2 separate regions of the Homo sapiens genome follow, and region 2 is linked to region 1. A link is a contact called in ENCODE Hi-C or POLR2A ChIA-PET data. All regions are on one chromosome and are shown on one strand. Each heading gives the region's core, a stretch centred on a gene start or an enhancer-like site at or near the end of the contact. The rest is flanking DNA. Distances are from core to core; before and after follow the strand shown. Region 1 holds the start of UBE2D3-AS1 (UBE2D3 antisense RNA 1). Region 2 holds the start of MCUB (mitochondrial calcium uniporter dominant negative subunit beta).

Evidence for each region. Hi-C counts contacts between places; a loop is a spot of excess contacts on that map. ChIA-PET counts read pairs that join two places held with the same protein, here RNA polymerase II (POLR2A). Pooled maps may share reads with other maps.
Region 2: a loop to region 1 is called in a map of naive thymus-derived CD4-positive, alpha-beta T cell, with 12 times the contacts of the local background. The contact joins the promoter of MCUB here to the promoter of UBE2D3-AS1 in region 1. A Hi-C loop is called at or near these places in 1 of 168 maps with a recorded cell type or tissue (naive thymus-derived CD4-positive, alpha-beta T cell) and 5 of 50 pooled maps. POLR2A ChIA-PET finds 5 or more read pairs at or near these places in 1 of 52 experiments (activated CD4-positive, alpha-beta T cell).

The regions. Positions count from the first base shown.
Region 1 is chr4:102,825,746-102,829,703 of GRCh38, forward strand. UBE2D3-AS1 (UBE2D3 antisense RNA 1) reads left to right here and starts at 2,310. Exons shown (of 2, transcript NR_131186.1): 1 at 2,310-2,440. It overlaps UBE2D3 (ubiquitin conjugating enzyme E2 D3), which reads right to left and starts at 1,806. Exons shown (of 8, transcript NM_181891.3): 1 at 1,682-1,806; 2 at 740-891. The coding sequence starts at 763. RefSeq lists enhancers at 1-652, 1,235-1,796, 1,736-2,125, 1,797-2,358, 3,527-3,586 and 2 more and silencers at 1,486-1,535, 1,556-1,685.
Region 2 is chr4:109,558,986-109,562,832 of GRCh38, forward strand. MCUB (mitochondrial calcium uniporter dominant negative subunit beta) reads left to right here and starts at 1,261. Exons shown (of 8, transcript NM_017918.5): 1 at 1,261-1,451. The coding sequence starts at 1,353. RefSeq lists a silencer at 1,208-1,527 and an enhancer at 1,948-2,147.

The DNA.
Region 1 (3,958 bases), core at 1,060-3,559:
CACCCCTTATCCACCCCCACTCTCCAGCCAAAAGGAAAAGGGAGCTTCCAGAATGCCTTTTACATCAGTTCCCGGTGTCCCTCGGATAAATAGCTTCGGGTGAAAAGCTGCAACTACAAAATACAGGAAGTGGCAACACTGTGTCATTCCATCTCCTCCCAAACCCACTTATTCGGTGTAACCTGCCCAGAGTCGACTAAGAGTTTCTACTAGACTCACTGACTGACCTTCAATACGCAAGACTTCTTCTACCCGACCCTCAGTCAAGTTCGGGACTCGCCAGATTTTTTTTCTCTCCTCCGAGTTTTCTTTCTTACCCCTAGAAGGCCTAGATAACCTTGATCTCACAACTAAACTAAGTTTTCAAGCACCAAGAATAGGAAGCGCCATGACATCTGCTGGAGCGTCTCTCCGCAATTCGGACCCCCAAAAAAACTCCTTCTTAAGCAGCAAAAAAATAAAATAATAAAGGCGCCTTAAGTCACTCTCCTCCACCCCTAATTTGCACCGATTCCACTGAAGCACTCAGGATAACACCTCACTTGCCACAAGTGTTCTCCGTTTCCTAGCTTTAAACTTCATTTCTTCAAGAAGTATATCTGCGTTCTCCATCCCCCCATGGAAGAAGTGATCCAAGAGGTATTTTCAGAATTATGCTTCCTTCCCACCCCCACGCTTTCCTCTTGGCCCGAGCCTTCCTTTTCTCCTACCACCCCATGCCCTTGTCCCCGCGGGTTACCTTATTAATCCGTTTCAGCGCCATAGTGTGTGCTTGTCGTCTGGCTCCTCACTCTCTCGGTGTATGCTCAAAGGTCCGGCCAAAACTCTTGATTATCCCGGCGGCGGGGCAGGATTGTCTCGTCTCACACCAGCTCTGCCAGACACAGGCGCCTTTTGCAAAAACGGAGCAGATCAGCACTCGCACAGGCCCCGAAGAGCCCCTGATGAATCCAGGTCCCTTAAGACAGCCGCGATCCGGGGTGGGTGGGGTGGCGTGGCAAAGCCACCAACAGCCTCTGTACCGTGCTTTCGGCCCGAAGTGGGGGCGAGGGTGACGGGAAGAGCGGAGGTGGTGGCTACAAGTTTAACTTCCCGGCCTCTAGAAAGGAAGAGACCCGGGTGGGAGAGGAAGAGGCGTAGGAGAAAGGGGTGGGTGCGGGGCAGGGTCCGGAGCCCAGCAGAGGAGGAGCCGGGGCCTAGTCGGCGCTATACCGGCGTCACTAGGGCAAAGAAAGGCAAGGGGGGAGGGGGAAGCATAAGACTCCGGACGGACGCCGGGCTGCTTTCGGTTTCTGTCCAAAGGTGCGGCCGGGAAAAGGAAGGAAATAAAGGAAGGGAGACTTGATGTGTATTGCTATCCTCGCAGCGAGCTATTCTGTGTCACCCCTGACGCCACCGTACACTCACTCCGCCTTCCAGCGCGCTCCCGCGCGCGCCCGCCCAGCCACCTCCACCACGCGCCCGCGCTGTCCCTGAGGCTCCGGCTTAGGCGCGAGGACGCGCCCATTCCCCCTCCTCCTCCAGCAGGAGAGGCCGCGGCTTCCCCAACCTTCCCACCCTAACCCACCGCACCCAATAGGCTGGCCGCTCAAGCCGCCCAGGTCCCGCACTGCCCCTCTTACCCGGCCGGCCACTGGGCCGGCCTCCCTTCCCTGCCCTAGCCGTCCACACCCACGCGTACAGAGGGGCCGGGGCCTCCCTCAAGCTGCGGCCTCGGCCTCCTCCCCGCGCGGCAGCTGGTGCCTCCCCGGCCCTACGGGGCTCACGCGCACGACACAGCCACAAGATGTCCGCTCTGACGGAACTACTGCCAGCTGCCACGCTCCGCCCCTCCCCCTCCTCCTGCCTCTTCACCGCCGCGGATCAGTCCGCCAACGCCGCCGTCCCGAGCACAAGACCGATGTGAGGCCGAAGCCAGACGGCTTGCTTCCCACGTCCGGGGCCGAGTGAATACGTGTCAAGCCCTTTTCCTTCTTCTCGGAACAGCACCTTCTTACTAAACAGATCGGAGATTGGACCAGGAGGGCGGGGGAGGGAGGAGGATCATGAGCTGGGGGGAGGGTGAACGAGTGGCGGAAACCCTTAGGCTCAGAGAAGCATCGAGAACCGGAAGGAGACCATGGGAGGAAGGTAAAGGAAGCAGCCGCTGCGCGATCCAGCCCCACGCCCCTCCCCACAGCGTCCCCCAGTTTCCTCACTTGGTATCGAGGAGACGACTCTCGCGAGAACTTCGTGGCTGGCTAACCGAAGCGGTAGCTCTGCAATGACTTAAGAGCAGTTTTGTGCGCTTTTCCTGACGGGGTTCCGCCTCCAAAATGCATAAGTTCTCGCGAGACGCAGTAAGGCACCGGCTCGAACTGGGGCGGGCCACTGCCAGGAAAGCAACGCCCCTGAATGCTTATGCCGGTGGTTGGTAGAGGAAATGGAATTCCCCAGACTGGTAAGAGCGCGCGCAGACACAGCCTTGTCTCACGCGCCCAATCAGGAGCGTGTGGTGGGAGGTGCCAAGGATTAATTACCAGATACCTTTAGTCTAGCTCGGGCCGGGATTTTGAGGTTTCCGGTGGAGCAGGTGAGCAGTATTTACTCGCCTGCCCTCCTGGGCTGGTTATGCTGTGGGAGGAGGCGCCCCTCGAGATGGGAATAGTAGTTTTAAATAGACCCAGGTTGGCCGCTCATCAGCGCTCCCACGTGCTGAAGTCTAGTGCACGTCTGACCCTAAGGGAGCAATACTGAGAACAGCAGGGAGCAGGCTGAGTCAAGCTCAATTGAGTGGATGGGGCTAGGACAGAGAGAGTTAGGGGCAGGGTTTTCACTGGTCTCCGTAATCAGTCGCTGCCGTCCGCCAAGGTGTAGATGTGGGAACAAGCTTAAATTCTCAAACTTTAGCTTCTGTTGCTGTGTTTCAGTTCTTGAGCCAGAAAGTGTTGAGACTAATTAGTTAATTAGGTAGAGTTTAGAGTCAGAAAAACAATACAATACTTCCTGAAATATCCAAGTTGGGAGGTGGGATTTACCTCAGTAGGATTGGCCTGTTTTAGTCAAGGGTTTAAAGTATGGAGACGGCAGTTATGCTCTCTAGTGTATCCTTCAGGCAAAAGAAAGACCTTAATTTTTATGAGGAATTTAAAAGTGGGTAAGCACTGACCAGCTTAAGGTTTTTTAACATTCCTTAATGACCCCAGTTACCGAAGTGGAGATCTTCAATTACTTGGAAAAATAAACTTGTTTTAAAAATACACTTAATTTGAAAACTGTTGCAGAAAGTTTTACCTAATAAAAACTTAACACGTCAACAATGATGAATATAAGTAGTCTAATGTATACTGTTCAAGTGACCATGTAGTGTCACTAGTGAAGCAGTGCTTCTCAAACTAGTGTCCATAGGAACCACCTGGGGTTTTGTTGAAAATGCGACTTTGATTTGGTAGGGCAGTGGTGGAGCCTGAGAGCCTACATTTCTAACTAGCTCCCAGGTGATACAGATTTTTCTCGTCTGAACCACCCCGTGAGTAGCAAAGCACTGAAGTGCTTACCTCATGGCCTAACTGCTCATGAGGCTCACCTCAGTAACACCTCTGGCCCCTCCCTCCTCCCTGAATAATCTGTGTTCTCTCTCATAGCTAGCCAGATATACTAAAAGCACAGGACTAGGCATGAAGATGGAGGGAGGAACCCAGATTAGTTATTGCTTCCCATTTGCTTGATATTGGCCTGGTTAGTTATCTTCTAACCCCGTTTCTTCACCGCTAAAGTAAGTAATAATGACTGTCCTTTCTCACAGGGTGATTGTGTGGTTAAAGTGTCATAATATATGTGAAAGGACACTGGAGACTCTACAGTGCTGTATAAATGTCAGTTATTAAAGTAACCAGTCAGACATTAACTGGCCATAGTGTGAAACAAATGTATAGTAGTAATAGTGGCCACGCCTGTAATCCCAGCACTTTGGGAGGCT
Region 2 (3,847 bases), core at 11-2,510, 6.7 Mb after region 1:
GCTTCTTTCACTTGGAGCACTAGCTAATAGGAGGAAAAGATTCAGGTAAGGTAATTTACCTTCCCATATGAACTTAAAGTTTCATGTGTCACTCTCCATCTGGGGCAACTGTATTTTGAAAGACATGCTAGTTAACACAGGTGAATCAGCCTTTAATAGTGATAAAGTTTTTACTATAGTAGAAACTTGTGATTCTTTCCCTTTTCAATAAGGAAAGGAGATTACCGCCAGGAGTGATTTGCCACTTATTGCAGGTTTGCCAATTTTGATTCATTAACTGAACCCTCTTGCAGATTCAGGAGATAAAAATGCGGAGTGCCCAGTTAAATTTGAATTCAGATAAACACCAAATAATTTAGTATATCCCAGATATTTCATTTTTAAAATAATAAATGTGACCCATGCAATATTTGGGACATACTTCACTATTTGTATCTAAAATTCAAGTTTAACTGGGCATCCTATATTTTATCTAACAACCCTACTGTAATTGGTTTAGGTTGCTCTTTAATGCCTTTGGTTTGCTTTCAAAAATAAGTAGTCTCAAAACAAAGCATCCGATTTCCCAGTAGTTAGAAGAACTCAATACCGGTTCCGAAGCTTCTTCAATTAAAAACGTGCTTCAAAAGAGAAGCCAATTCTGTGGGAGATACTTTCCCAAAAAACTCGGGTTTGGGCCCCTATACCGTGAACTACAAACCTCCGCAGGGGTAGGCCCGGGCTGCCCGCCTCACACCGCACTCGCCAGCGAGCAGGGGCCCGGCACCGCAGCCCGGGGCAGAGGCCTTGGAGGTTGTGGAGGTGGGAGAGGCCTCGGCCGACCCGCTTCAATCCGTCTTCTCCAAGCTCGGTGGGGAAAACAAACTTCCTGAGCGGCCCTGCCCCCTCCAGATGCCGGACGCTGTTTTCGTCTCATCCCCGTCTGGGTTGGATGGCGAAGACGGCGCTCAGAGCACGCAGCACCGGGAATTAACAGCGAGTTTTGAAATCTAGAGCTCGCAAGGTGTGCGTCGCCTGCTGCTGTTCATTCCAGAGGGTCTTCTGCTGGAGAAGGAGGGGGCCCTCGACCTCGGGCTCCCGCTCTCGGGCTCCCGCTCTCTCGCTCTCTTTTTTTTTTTTTTTTTTGGTCGGAGGAAAGAAAACAGCCCTGCGCCCGGATGCGTAGAGAGCCGACAAGTGGAAACAGGGACACACCCTCCCGTGAGCCCGCCCAAGCTGGAGCCGCGGCGCGCTGAGCGAGCAGGCGGGGCGGGAGCGCCCACAGCTCGGAGCCACCAGGCGCTGACGAGGAGCCCGGCTGAGGGAGGATGCGCCGCTGACGCCTGCGGGAGCCGCGCGCCTGGGGCGGGAGGATGCTCCAGAGGGGCCTCTGGCCGTGGCGCACGCGGCTGCTGCCGACCCCTGGCACCTGGCGCCCAGCGCGCCCGTGGCCGCTGCCGCCTCCGCCCCAGGTAAGAGCGGGTGCCGGGCTGTGGGGGTTCGGGGTAGGCTGGTGCAAAGTTTGCGTTGGACAACTTTGGCGGGAGCAAAAGCCGAGCGGCCGAGCAGTCAACTGCGTTTTGCTGGCTGCCGGGCTCCGCGCGCCGGGCGGTCCCGACAGGTGGTGGCCGGGCGGCCGACGTGGGTCACGGAGGCCTGGGCTGAGGTCAAGACTCCGGGCCCGGGGAAGGTGAAGCCAGAGCGCTGCGGCTGGGGGTGCCTCACCCGGGCCGAGATAGGGTGCGGGGACCACCAGACTTCGGCCTGGGAGCAGCAGAATAACCTGGGAGGCAGTTTCTGGGCTGCAGCTCTCGGTCAGGAGCAAGTTTCCAAAGCCGCTGCGCCGCGGGGCCGGTTCCCTCTTGGTGATCAGTGCCCGAGCCCCTAAGGAGCCCGGAAACGATGAACGGGGCAGTGACCGTCCCGGGTGTGGACGGTCGCAGGAGAGTGAAATTTCCATCCTGAAATCTGCGAGCACCTCCCTTTCCCAGAAGGAAGAAAAACTCGCGTTTTGTTCAGACACCCGAGAGACGGGTGAATCATGAGTGTGCTGGTGAGTAACAGTTGGCCTGACACCGTTGTATTGTGGTCTGTGGAGAACCGTGGCTTGGAGGAGTAGAGAGTGGATGTGCACCAAAAAAGACTAGAAGAAGGGGAAAGCGCTGAGTTTAAGGAGGATTGCGATGGAGCCTGACAGGAGCCCGGGAGTGCAAACTCTGACCCAGATGAGGAAAGACAGCCAAAGCCTTCAGGGTGTGTGTGGTTGGGGAGGGAGCTGTTTCTGAGTTTTCGTTTGTTCCTCCCCCACACTGTTAAGATTACTTTCAGATTGTTAAAGGCTTAAAAGCCAAAAAGTAAGCAGTGTGATTCTCTTGTCACTTTCACTTCCTGTTTATTTTGTTCTTTTTTTTCCTTCCCCCCCTTTTCCTCCAGCTGTCTGAGGGCTTCAGTTTCAATTGATGCAGGGAATATTTAAGTGCATTTTTTTTTCCTTTTCATTGAGCTTGTGACCAAAGGATTAAGTGCATTCAGAAAATCAATTCCAGGAATGTTTGAAAGAGAATGAGGAAGGCCATGTTGTTACTAAATGTAAGAACAGGGGCAAACTCCTTAAAATGTAAAATGGTAGACTTATAAAGTCATTGGGGAGATGGGCTTTTTATACTTTTAAAGGTTGTACTTTTACTGTAAGTGTTGCATTGTGTAGTCAAAGAGATACCAAACATTAAAACAACCCAATACGAGGAACCCCTTTCACATGCCATTTTAAACACAGATTATTGTTTTTTGTTGTTGTTTTTGGAGACGGAGTCTTGCTCTGTTACCCAGGCTGGAGTGCAGTTGTGCGATCTCGGCTCACTGCAACTTCCGCCTCCTGGGTTCAAGCGATTCTCCTACCTCAGCCTCCCCAGAAAATAGGATGACCGGCGCGCGCCACCGCACCCGGCTAATTTTTGTATTTTTAGTAGAGACGGGGTTTCACCATGTTGGCCAGACTGGCTGGTCTCGAACTCCTGACGTTGTGATCCGCCCGTCTCAGCCCCGCAAAGTGCTGGGATTACAGGGGTGAGCCACCGCGACCAGCCCCAAGTGTTTTCTATTAAGTCCATTTAACACGTTGAGTAGCATTTTTGTGGATCCCGGGACTGGCTGCCCTTTCTCAAATTATCACCTGCAAATCCTTTTCTCCATATTTCCCATCTGATGCTGTCTAGGGTGGTGCCATTGCATACCTCAGCAGGAATGTGGATACCCTTTTAAAAGAAAATGGTACCATCGGGCTTATTAGGCCTAATAACAGGGAAACAGTAGTTAGGAATCATCGTAAGAAGCGTTATGTTTGAATGTTTCTAATTTGCAAATTTTTGTTTTAAGCCAACTGTCCAGCTATAAAGACAATTTTCAGAACTTGAGAAGTGGAAATGCTGTTCTTTATATACAGCTTTTACATTTTACCATGAGTAAACCGATAAAAATATTCTGGCTCTTGAGGAGTTTTAGCTAGGACTACTAAACCATTTTCTGCTAATCAAATTACCTGGCTATCGGGACATTTTTCATTCTAAGATATCACTCTTTTGTGGCTTTCCCACTTGTTATGAAATATCCTGTGGGTAAAGGCAAGTATTATTTCTATTTATTTTTTTTCCCAGAAACATTCAGACCCCTAGAGCCTATGAAGCAGCTAGAAAAACAAGTAGTTTGTGACCTGACAGCTCATAAAATCTTAGCTTGCAAGGACTTGTCGTAAGCAGTATTTCAAATAAGCGTTCCCAACTATAATTGGTCTTTCTGAAGTCTTTCACACTTCTATGAGTGTGCCTTATAGGAGCATTTAATAACTTTGAAAAATACACAATTCTCATAC